2 separate regions of the Homo sapiens genome follow, and region 1 is linked to region 2. Evidence: chromatin contacts called from ENCODE Hi-C or POLR2A ChIA-PET data. All regions are on one chromosome and are shown on one strand. The core of a region is the stretch at or near the end of the contact, and the rest is flanking DNA. Distances in the headings are between cores, read along the strand shown. Region 1 overlaps DST (dystonin). Region 2 holds the start of LINC03001 (long intergenic non-protein coding RNA 3001).

What was found. A loop is a pair of places that touch in the nucleus more often than their neighbours do. ChIA-PET counts read pairs that join two places held with the same protein, here RNA polymerase II (POLR2A). Pooled maps may share reads with other maps.
Region 1: a pooled map shows a loop between it and region 2 (10-fold over the local background). The contact joins the enhancer-like site here to the promoter of LINC03001 in region 2. A Hi-C loop is called at or near these places in 1 of 168 maps with a recorded cell type or tissue (HepG2), 1 of 37 single-sample maps with no recorded cell type and 9 of 50 pooled maps. POLR2A ChIA-PET finds 5 or more read pairs at or near these places in 2 of 52 experiments (OCI-LY7 and endothelial cell of umbilical vein).

What each region holds. Positions count from the first base shown.
Region 1 is chr6:56,887,823-56,892,345 of GRCh38, forward strand. All of the region lies in intron 3 of DST (dystonin), which reads right to left. Among named protein-coding and RNA genes, the nearest start is that of DST-AS1, 46 kb to the left of the region's middle. RefSeq lists an enhancer at 2,878-2,937. Within about 2 kb of position 2,934, at least 4 of the 41 ENCODE cell types and tissues checked have a DNase peak (open chromatin) inside an H3K27ac peak, as active enhancers do; they include endothelial cell of umbilical vein, where a contact is called at or near this core.
Region 2 is chr6:57,261,460-57,266,036 of GRCh38, forward strand. LINC03001 (long intergenic non-protein coding RNA 3001) reads right to left here and starts at 1,887. Exons shown (of 3, transcript NR_109774.1): 1 at 1,844-1,887; 2 at 987-1,208; 3 at 1-258. It also overlaps a transcript of PRIM2 not described here.

The DNA.
Region 1 (4,523 bases), core at 1,684-4,183, 370 kb before region 2:
GAGTTGTTTATAGAGACTAAACTGTTCATTCAATACAGTCTACCTACCTTGCACATTCTTGTGCCCCTGTGCATTAATTATTCCAATACCTTACTGTAATTTATTATAGCAAGCCTATAATAAATGAAATCTTTTTTTTTTTTTTTTGAGATGGAGTCTCGCTCTGTTACCAGGCTGGAGTGCAGCAGTGCGATCTCGGCTCACTGCAACCTCTGCCTCCCGGGTTCAAGCGATTCTCCTGCCTCAGCCTCCCAAGTAGCTGAGACTACAGGCACGTGCCACCATGCCCAGCTAAGTTTTGTATTTTTAGTAGAGACGGGTTTCACCATGTTGGCTGGGATGGTCTCAATCTCTTGACCTCGTGATCCGCCCGCCTCAGCCTCCCAGTGTGCTGGGATTACAGACGTGAACCACCACACCTGGCCATAAATGAAATCTTTTATAAAATTCTATTAATTATGAACCTAAAAAGGGAGGTACAGCAATATGTAGCAAAGACTCAGTACATTGAATGGGTGTCATTCAAAAAAATTCTTTTCAGATAATTAGCAAAAGAAATTTGACTTTATTAATCAATTCATTCTCCAGAATTCCAAAGGGGAAAAGGAAACAAATGTTTCCTCTAAGAGCTTTGGATTTGCTAGTTAATTAGCCAAAGTAAGGTATGAGTTGTACAGTTATGCCTTCCACAAAAGGGGAAATATCCTAAGGTTATGCACATAGAGCTGCCTGGTCCTACATATTTGAAAAGGAAAGGGAAAAGGAAGACCATTTTAATAATCTAAGCAGGAAAGGAACACAGAAACACCCTGCTATATTTTCAAGAGATCAAGGATATATGCTTAAGTCTTTCCTACACTCCAAAAAGTTCCCAACTACAAATATGACAAAATCTGGTTAATTTAATTATTACAAATTAAAGCTATATAATGTTCCAAAATATACTGCAGCCTTACAAAAACCTAAGCTGTAATCAGAAAAACAGAAAATTTCCCCAAGACTGAAAAACAGAAACCCACAACAGAAGGAAAAGAAGGGTGAGGTCAAGGAAGTGGTGGTTTAGTTGGGGAGAGTTCAGGGAAGGGAAAATCTAATGAGTACATCTGGGACTTCATTTCCTGCTATTTTCTCTAGTCTCTACCTGAGTGGCCTTTTCTTGGCCTAAAATGAATAGCCTTAAATCAAAGTCAAGAGCTACCTAGACCCATGTCTGCTTAAGGCATTTATATTTCTGAGTGAAGAGTTGGAAGTTATAAGCGATCCTCAGTCCTCTTCCCAAACTCTCATCACTGGCAGACTCCAAGGCTCAGACCTCAAGTGTCTTCTCTTCTCTATCAAATTCATTTTCGGAGTCATCCCACCCAGTCTTATAGATTTAATAACATCTATGTACAAATAATTCTCACATCTTCCATGAAATCCAGACACAAGAATATCTAATAGTTATTTCAAACTTCACATATCCAAATCAGAAAATTTTCTTTCCAATCCTCAATCCAAACCTGCTTCTTCCTTTGTGCTTACCATTTCAGAAAAGAGGATCACCCAATCACCTGTGTTAGGCCCATATGTCCTCCAACTCCTCAGTCAAAACTGTCAGGTTCAAAAATCCCATTGCTTGATGGTGGTGGGAGCCCAAAAGTAAGAAAACAGGTGCTCAGAGGCTAAGATTTTGCCAGCAGGGAGAACAAGCTGCAGCTTTGGCAATAACCTGGGAACACTAGCAATTTTTAATTATACTTTTTCAGCTCAGTGAGAAAGTCTCAAAGATTCTAAGTCACCAGGAAATGCAGGCAATGCTGTTGCAGTGTGCAAAAAACTGGAATCAGTGAAATGTAACAGGAGTAGAGTCAGTATGTTTGATTATTTCCTGATGCTCTAAAACTGTTATTTCCCCATACCCACCCCCAATCTCAAACACATAAATACTTTTTGGGTCTGAAAGTTGTACATTAACAGGTTCATGTGAGCAGGCAGTAGGGCAAAATTACTCTTGCTTACTTCTTGCTACCTCCTAGGTGCCCTGCCACAGAAAGAGGGGGCCAATTTTGCCAATAAAATGATGGCAAAAATGATGTTTGAGGTTTACCTATGGTTTTCAATACCATTTTAAAGATAGGTTTTAATTGATGTAATAGTTTAAAAACACAAAGATTTCATCCATATCTACCATCTATGCAGTTAGAAAAATGAGACTCAAAGTAATTAAAATACTTCAGGAAGGCTGATGAGGATAAATGTCTAGCACTAGAATTGTAATCATGGGGAGTTCTCCATTCCTTACTCAAAAACGGCTCAAGCCAAGAGTGCCTAGGTTTAAATGTTAACTCCATGATCTACCAGCTGTATGACCTTGACACATTTCCTCCCTGGAAAGTGAGCACCGACTCCAGAGAATCGCTGAGAAGATAAAATGAGAGAAAAACAGAGAAGAGTGCAGAGAACAATGCCCATGTATTGTCAATGAGGTAAACATGCAGTAATGCAAGAGTTCTTATGATGATGATGATGATGTTTAAAAATCCTGGGATTCAGAAACAAAACAAAATGCTTTGTAATGTGAAAATACTAAGGAATAAATGGAGATCTGGATCTAATTATCTTTTCTGTTTCAAGATGGTAAAAAAAATTCCTAAGCATCCTAGTGACATATCTTAATATACAGTATAAATCCAAATACATATGTACTGAGAGGAAATCAGGATAAATTTTTAGTTTATCCACTTTTAGAAACATCTAAAACAAGGAGTAAAATAAAAAATCTAGATATTATTAAGTTTTTATTAGTGATCCCCATTACAAATTCTTATAGGTATATTTGCATATAGCTTACAAATCCAGAATAAGTAAATAGGTTAAAACAGCTAAGGATGCTAAAGTATTTGCATTTCACATAACACTTCAAGAGGATGGTCTGACTGAAAGTAGCTAAAACTGCACAGTCACGCTTTCTGACTCATCTCCTTTGCAGTTACTTCTGTTTTCAGTCTTTCTCACTCATGGGCCTATTTCTTATTTAGATTGCCACTAGAAATGCCTTGAGTGCTTCATATAAAGTCATTCAAGTAATCCTGAATCACCATAACTGATTTATTTTTACTCCATCTCCAAGCTATAATCAGAGTTGCTTTCATGGCAACACGTCATAACACTGATTTTCTCCAAATGTGTACGTTTAGAAAAGACACAGGCTTTAGACGCATGTTGAATAGGGTGGCTCTAGCAGGCACTACTGGCTGCACCTAACCAAATCCAGAAGAGGACACAAAGCCTCAGTTCAAGCTCATATATGGCATTAAAAGCAGGGAAATGTCGGCAGAGGCCAAAAGGTTCTAGAAGCCTGCACAGGAATTGTGTGAGACAAGGAGCCAACAGCCTTCTCACTACCAACTCTGACAACGTCCAGTCTCTCAGACAACTGACAGGAGATGCAGTAAGACACCCTGAAGACCTCTCCCAGCTGGATGTGGTGGCTCATGCCTATAATCCCAGCACTTTGGGAGGCCGAGGTGTTCTCTTGAGCCCAGGAGTTCAAGACCAACCAGGACAACACAGACAGACTCCACCTCTACAAAAAAAAAGTTAAAATTAGCCAGGCATGAGGCGTGGTAGCGGGCACCTGTAGTCCCAGCTACCCAGAAGGCTGAGGCAGGAGAATGGCGTGAACCGGGAGGTGGAGCTTGCAGTGAGCCGAGATTGAGCCACTGCACTCCAGCCTGGGCGACAGAGTGAGACTCCGTCTCAAAAAAAAAAAAAAAAAAAAAAATTAGCCAGGCATGCTGGCACCTGCCTATAGTCTAAGCTACTCAGGAGGCTGAGATGGGAAGGTTGAGCCCAAGAGGTTGAGGCTGCAGTGAGCCGTGATTGCGCGACTGCACTCCAGCCTGGGTGACAGAGCAAAACCCTGTCTCAAAAAAAAGAAAACTCCTCGGTGGAGCTTGCAGTGAGCTGAGATCGCACCACTGCACTCCAGCCTGGGCAAGAGAGCAAGACTCCGTCTCAAAAAAAAACACTCCTCAGAATGGTTTTTTGCCCATGCAACTGAGTAATCTCCACTGCTATTTGCTGCCCTCTAATCTCCCTCTCTTCCAACAGATCCTTCAGGAGAGAGGGTGAGGCCATCCTCAGATTCCCCACCAGCAGTCATCAGCAGATGTCAGCAGAACACCATGGGTTAGGCCCAAATTCAGGCCCTAATCACCTCACTGCTAGGCTGCCACAGCTACCTAACTGTCCTGCTCTCCTGATGTACCCTGCACATGTTTAATCCTCCTAAAATCATGCTATGATCACACTACTCACCTATTACAGTGTCTTCAGAAGCACAGAAAAGAAAGCTTAAACCAGTGGTTGTCTGAAATGTATGTTGGCCCCTAACTATTTTTTCCAGCTTTATCTTGTATTTCTCTCATATAAATCCCCACATCCAGTCAGTTCTCAGCACTTTTGCTTACTCCACTTCCCGGACCCAGCATCTGCTACCCAGCCAATTCCTATCCCTTTTTTTTTTTTTTTTTTTCAGA
Region 2 (4,577 bases), core at 637-3,136:
CAGAAACCAGAGGGCAAAGGAACAAGGAAAAAGTAATTCTCTGTGATACGGAACAGGGTAGAGCGGGGACAGGGGATAAATCTAAGAGCAAAACAGGACAAGACTAGCACATGGCCTCAACTTCTCTGCTCTCCATGGCAATGTCTTCCTCCTCTTCTGTTTCCAGGAGTCTCTAATTCCTGCCACTTATTGCCCCAGGCTCCCTTGATAGCTGGTTTCCAGGTGGGGGCACAGCCAATGGGTGGCAGCAGCAGGAGACTGGGAGATAAAAGGAAAGGTTGGGTTATTTTTCCCCATTCCCTCCCTGCTTTGGAGCCACCTCTCTGGAAGGCTCCCTCCACCATTATAGATCCTGCTGGTGGTCTGTCTTCCGTGGCTCCAGGTCTCACCAGCTCTCACCAGGTCTCTCTCTAGGAGTGGTTTCCTTCTATTGCTGGTCTCTGGGTGTCTCAACATCCCTTGCTAATTCCCTTAATTCTGCCCACAGCTATGTCAGCAGTATCTTTGTTAAAGTCCCTTCATTTGAACAATTTGGCTTGAGTTCTGTTTTCTGCCAGAACCCTGGCTAGTATCCTGACCTACTGTGTTCTTTTCCAAGCTCCTTTCAAGTGTCATATTTTCCCCACTGTTGCCCAGATCAGCAGTGTGGTATAGTAGAAAGAATACTGGACTTACTGGCAGACAGACATGGTTTTATTTCTGATTCAGTCACTTACAGAGTTACTGGCTGGGAAAGTTATTTAACCTCCTGAGCTTCCGTTTTCTTGCTGGTAAAGTGGAAAGGGGATAATGATGAATTTCAGTTGGATATATTAGAAATCCGTGCCTGACCCATGTGTTCCAGGCCTCATCTGCCAGTTGTCTTTTTTTTTACATACCGATTATTTATGGCGTAAATCCCCTTCCTACTCGACTGAAAGAAATGAACCCCCTTCAAAGTATTTCCAGTTATTTCTAGAAGTTTCCAAAGAAGTTCCCTTGCTCACCAGTCGTTCTTTCACAGTTGCCATCGTCTTCTGCCCTGTTATTTTGCTTCTGCCCCAGCTCCCACATGTCCAGCTTCTGCTTGCAGGGCCACTTGCTGAGGCTTTGCCGAGGCTGAAACTTTTCCAGGGTCACTGTCCATCATGAGAACACAGCACATGCCAAGGGTGTTGCCTCTTAGTGTTCCCAAAGAGTCTGGTCCTTGGGAAGCCTCCATTTGGCCTCTGTGGTGCAGAGAGGAGAATGTCCTTCCCTGGCTCAGCCCCAAATAGCTGGGCTTGTGCCTAGAGCCTCTGAGAGTCTCTTTGACTATTTCCTCAGCTAATTTCACATGTAAACAAAACAACTCACAGAGGTTCTGCAACCTGCTTCCACCGTCTTTCTAGAAGGAGGTCAGAAAGGGAACAGATGCTTTGCCCTTTTCCCCTCTCCCCTCCACAGCTCTCCCAACCCCCAAACCCATCTTCCTCTTCTATTTGCTAAACTAAACATTTTATACTTATCAACCACTGTGGGATGGAAGTGGGATGGTCAAGGAGGGAGGTGAGGTCTAGATGACTTCTGTATATGAGCCAGAGTCCAATCCATTTATATATGAATGACTCCTAGTACAATATCTGACACAAAGTGGATTCTCAATGGTTGATGAATACTATTATCACGTAAATAGGAAACCACATTTCCTACCATTTAGATAGTATAAGTTCTTCAAAGTTCAATTTATGTGTCATTTCTTACCAGAAACCTGGCCCTAATCCCAGTAGGATGAGGTTACTCTTTGCCTCTGTATTTGCTTCTTAGGGCTATGGTTATAATATACCAAGAATTGGCTTAAAACAACAAAAATTTATTCTCTCACAGTTCTGGAGGCTGGAAGTTTGAAATCAAGACATTGATAGAGCCATCCTCTCTCTGAAGGCTGTAGGGAGAGTCCTTCCTTGCCCCTTCCCAGCTTCTGGTGGCTCTTGGCAATCCTTGGTGTTCCCTGGCTTAGAGCCGCTTCACTCAAATCTCTGCTTCTGATGTTGCACAGTCATCTTCTCCCTGTGTGTCTTTGTTTCCACGTGGCATTCTCTTCCCTTATAAGGCCATCAGTCACAGTGGATTGAGGCCCACTCTAGTAACCTCATTTAACTTGATTATATCTGCAAAGGCCCTGTTTCCAAATGAAGTCACATTCTGGGATCCTGAGAGTTGGGATTTCAAAATACCTTCTTGGGGGGTGCAATTCCACCCACAACACCCTGCAATAAGATTTTAAAATTGAATAGCAGCAATCTTATTTCTCTTTTGACATCTATCACATCTAGCTTATTTTATAGTAATCTATCTTTTATCTCCCCCTACAACACTGAACAGCCCAAGGACAAAACCTGTTTCTGATTCACTTTTGTGTCCCTGACAATACCTACATGTCCCATAATAGGTTTGATAGGTACTAAGTGACCGGGCTGAGGCTTGCACCCTCCCCTCCTGACTCATGATCAATCCTTCAGACTAGAGCGTGCTGCCACCAGCCTGGTACATGTATTTGTGAGTTCCTTGGGTTTCAACTCCTTGGTTGATTTATTTTTTGAAAACACTATATATCAGGAAGATGGGTTTGGCTAGCTGAAATAGCTGGTTATAGCTTGCCTTGGGTGGTTAAATATTTATGTCTTCTGAGAGTGAACAATGGGCTTTACTCTACCAGGGAAATAATCTTGTTTGTCCCCATTTATTGGCTCTTTTTTCCTCTTTTACATTTTCAGCATCCTAATGATGTCCTTAGTGATAGTTGCTATGGAAGTATTTTAGTGTTTTCTGCAGTGTTGGGTGGTGCAGTACCTGAAGCCCTCTTTAGTGTGTATTTATAATGACACCAAGCCATGAATTTCATTTTAGTGGTAGCTTTCTTGCTTAATAACTGGTTGTCGTCGGGGGAGTGGTCTGCATTTATTTTGGCCTCCTGATTTATCGCACTGATTTTTCTTCTCCTTTTCATTGTTCCTGGAGTGCTCGTCATCACTTCAAATACTCAACCCATTATTTCACAGAATATAATGACAGAGCCAGCCCCATCATTTTATCATTGAATACACTGGTAAACAGTTGCAACCCCTCTAATACCAATGTGATGAGGGGTGATTTAAACTTGTAAAAGTCAAACGCTTTTTTTTTTTTTTTTTTTTTGCGATGGAGCCTCACTCTGTTGCCAGGCTGGAGTGCAGTGGCACAGTCTTGGCTCACGGCAACCTCCCCCTCCTGAGTTCAAGCGATTCTCCTGCCTCAGCCTCCTGAGTAGCTGGGACTACAGGTGCGCCCCACCAAGCCCAGTTAATTTTTGCATTTTTTAGTAGATATACGGTTTCACCATCTTGGCCAAGATGGTTCCAATCTCTTGACCTTGTGATCTGCCCACTGGCAGATCTTGTTTGTCCCCATTTATTGGCTGGGATTAAAGGCGTCAAAAACTTTTAAGAATGTATAGTTTGGAGACTGAGACTCAGTAATGGGTGGAGGAGAGAAAACTGGGATATCTAGAGAATTGGATTGTGATGTCTTCCGTAAAATAGTAATAGTAGTACATGTTCTACCTACTTGATAGGATTGTTATGAGGGTCATGTGATTAATGTATGTGAAAGCAATTTGTAAGCTGTACAGTGCTATAAAATGTTTATATATGTTATCATTAATAACAACTAGATTGTTAATAGTCCTGATTGCTTTTGACCTGGATGTCTATGGAGAAGCAGCTTAATCTCTGGTGAAGACATGACTTGACCTTTTTACTGAACCATGTGGGCAAATGATCAGGCCATTATGCAGTATTTTCAAGGCCATCAGGTTGTCTGTGTTAGCCTCTTTCATTCGACTCTTACCTTTTATTTGGGGAGGAGAAGGGACAGTATGACTTTAATTATTAAGCTGAAGAAGTGGAGAAATCTTGATTTCTTGAATAGCTTTTTCAAGTCAGCTCTTTAATATAAAGTCTCTCTGGTGCATCTGTTGCTAGCTTGCCACGTTGGTATGTGCCATTTTAATTTTGTTCCTCCAAAGGTTTGGGTTATTTTTCCATACACTTTGGTTTACGGTAGACGCTCAACCACTTACTAGAATAGAACACACTTAGGCATGTAGACTTTGACAATTCTAGGGAAAAGTTGTGAATGCATTTAGTGATTTGATTTGTGTGTTTTAGTTTAAGTAATCTATCAATTTATCCTATAGATAGCCCAGAAATTGATGTCACTGCAATTAAACAGAATTTTTTTATAAAGAATTCTGTGCCTGACAACTCTAGACATATTTATTATGCAGCTTCTCTTAAAGGATTTTCAATTTGCTCATTTGGAGCAAATTTTGTGTGTTAAATGCAGTTGGTTCCTAGACACTGACTCATTTTCCAAATCTGAGTACACTTTTTCCTCAATTGACTTTCCCCTGCCAGTATGTCATCCAACTATTCTTTAATGTACTGTCAAAATATGGTCACCTCATCATTAACAGGAAATGGGCTTCTTGCCCAGTCTTATGAAAGTAGAATAAAATCAGACAGTTTGATTTTTAAACTATAAGAAAAGGAGAATGAAAAAACAGCAAAACTTAACTA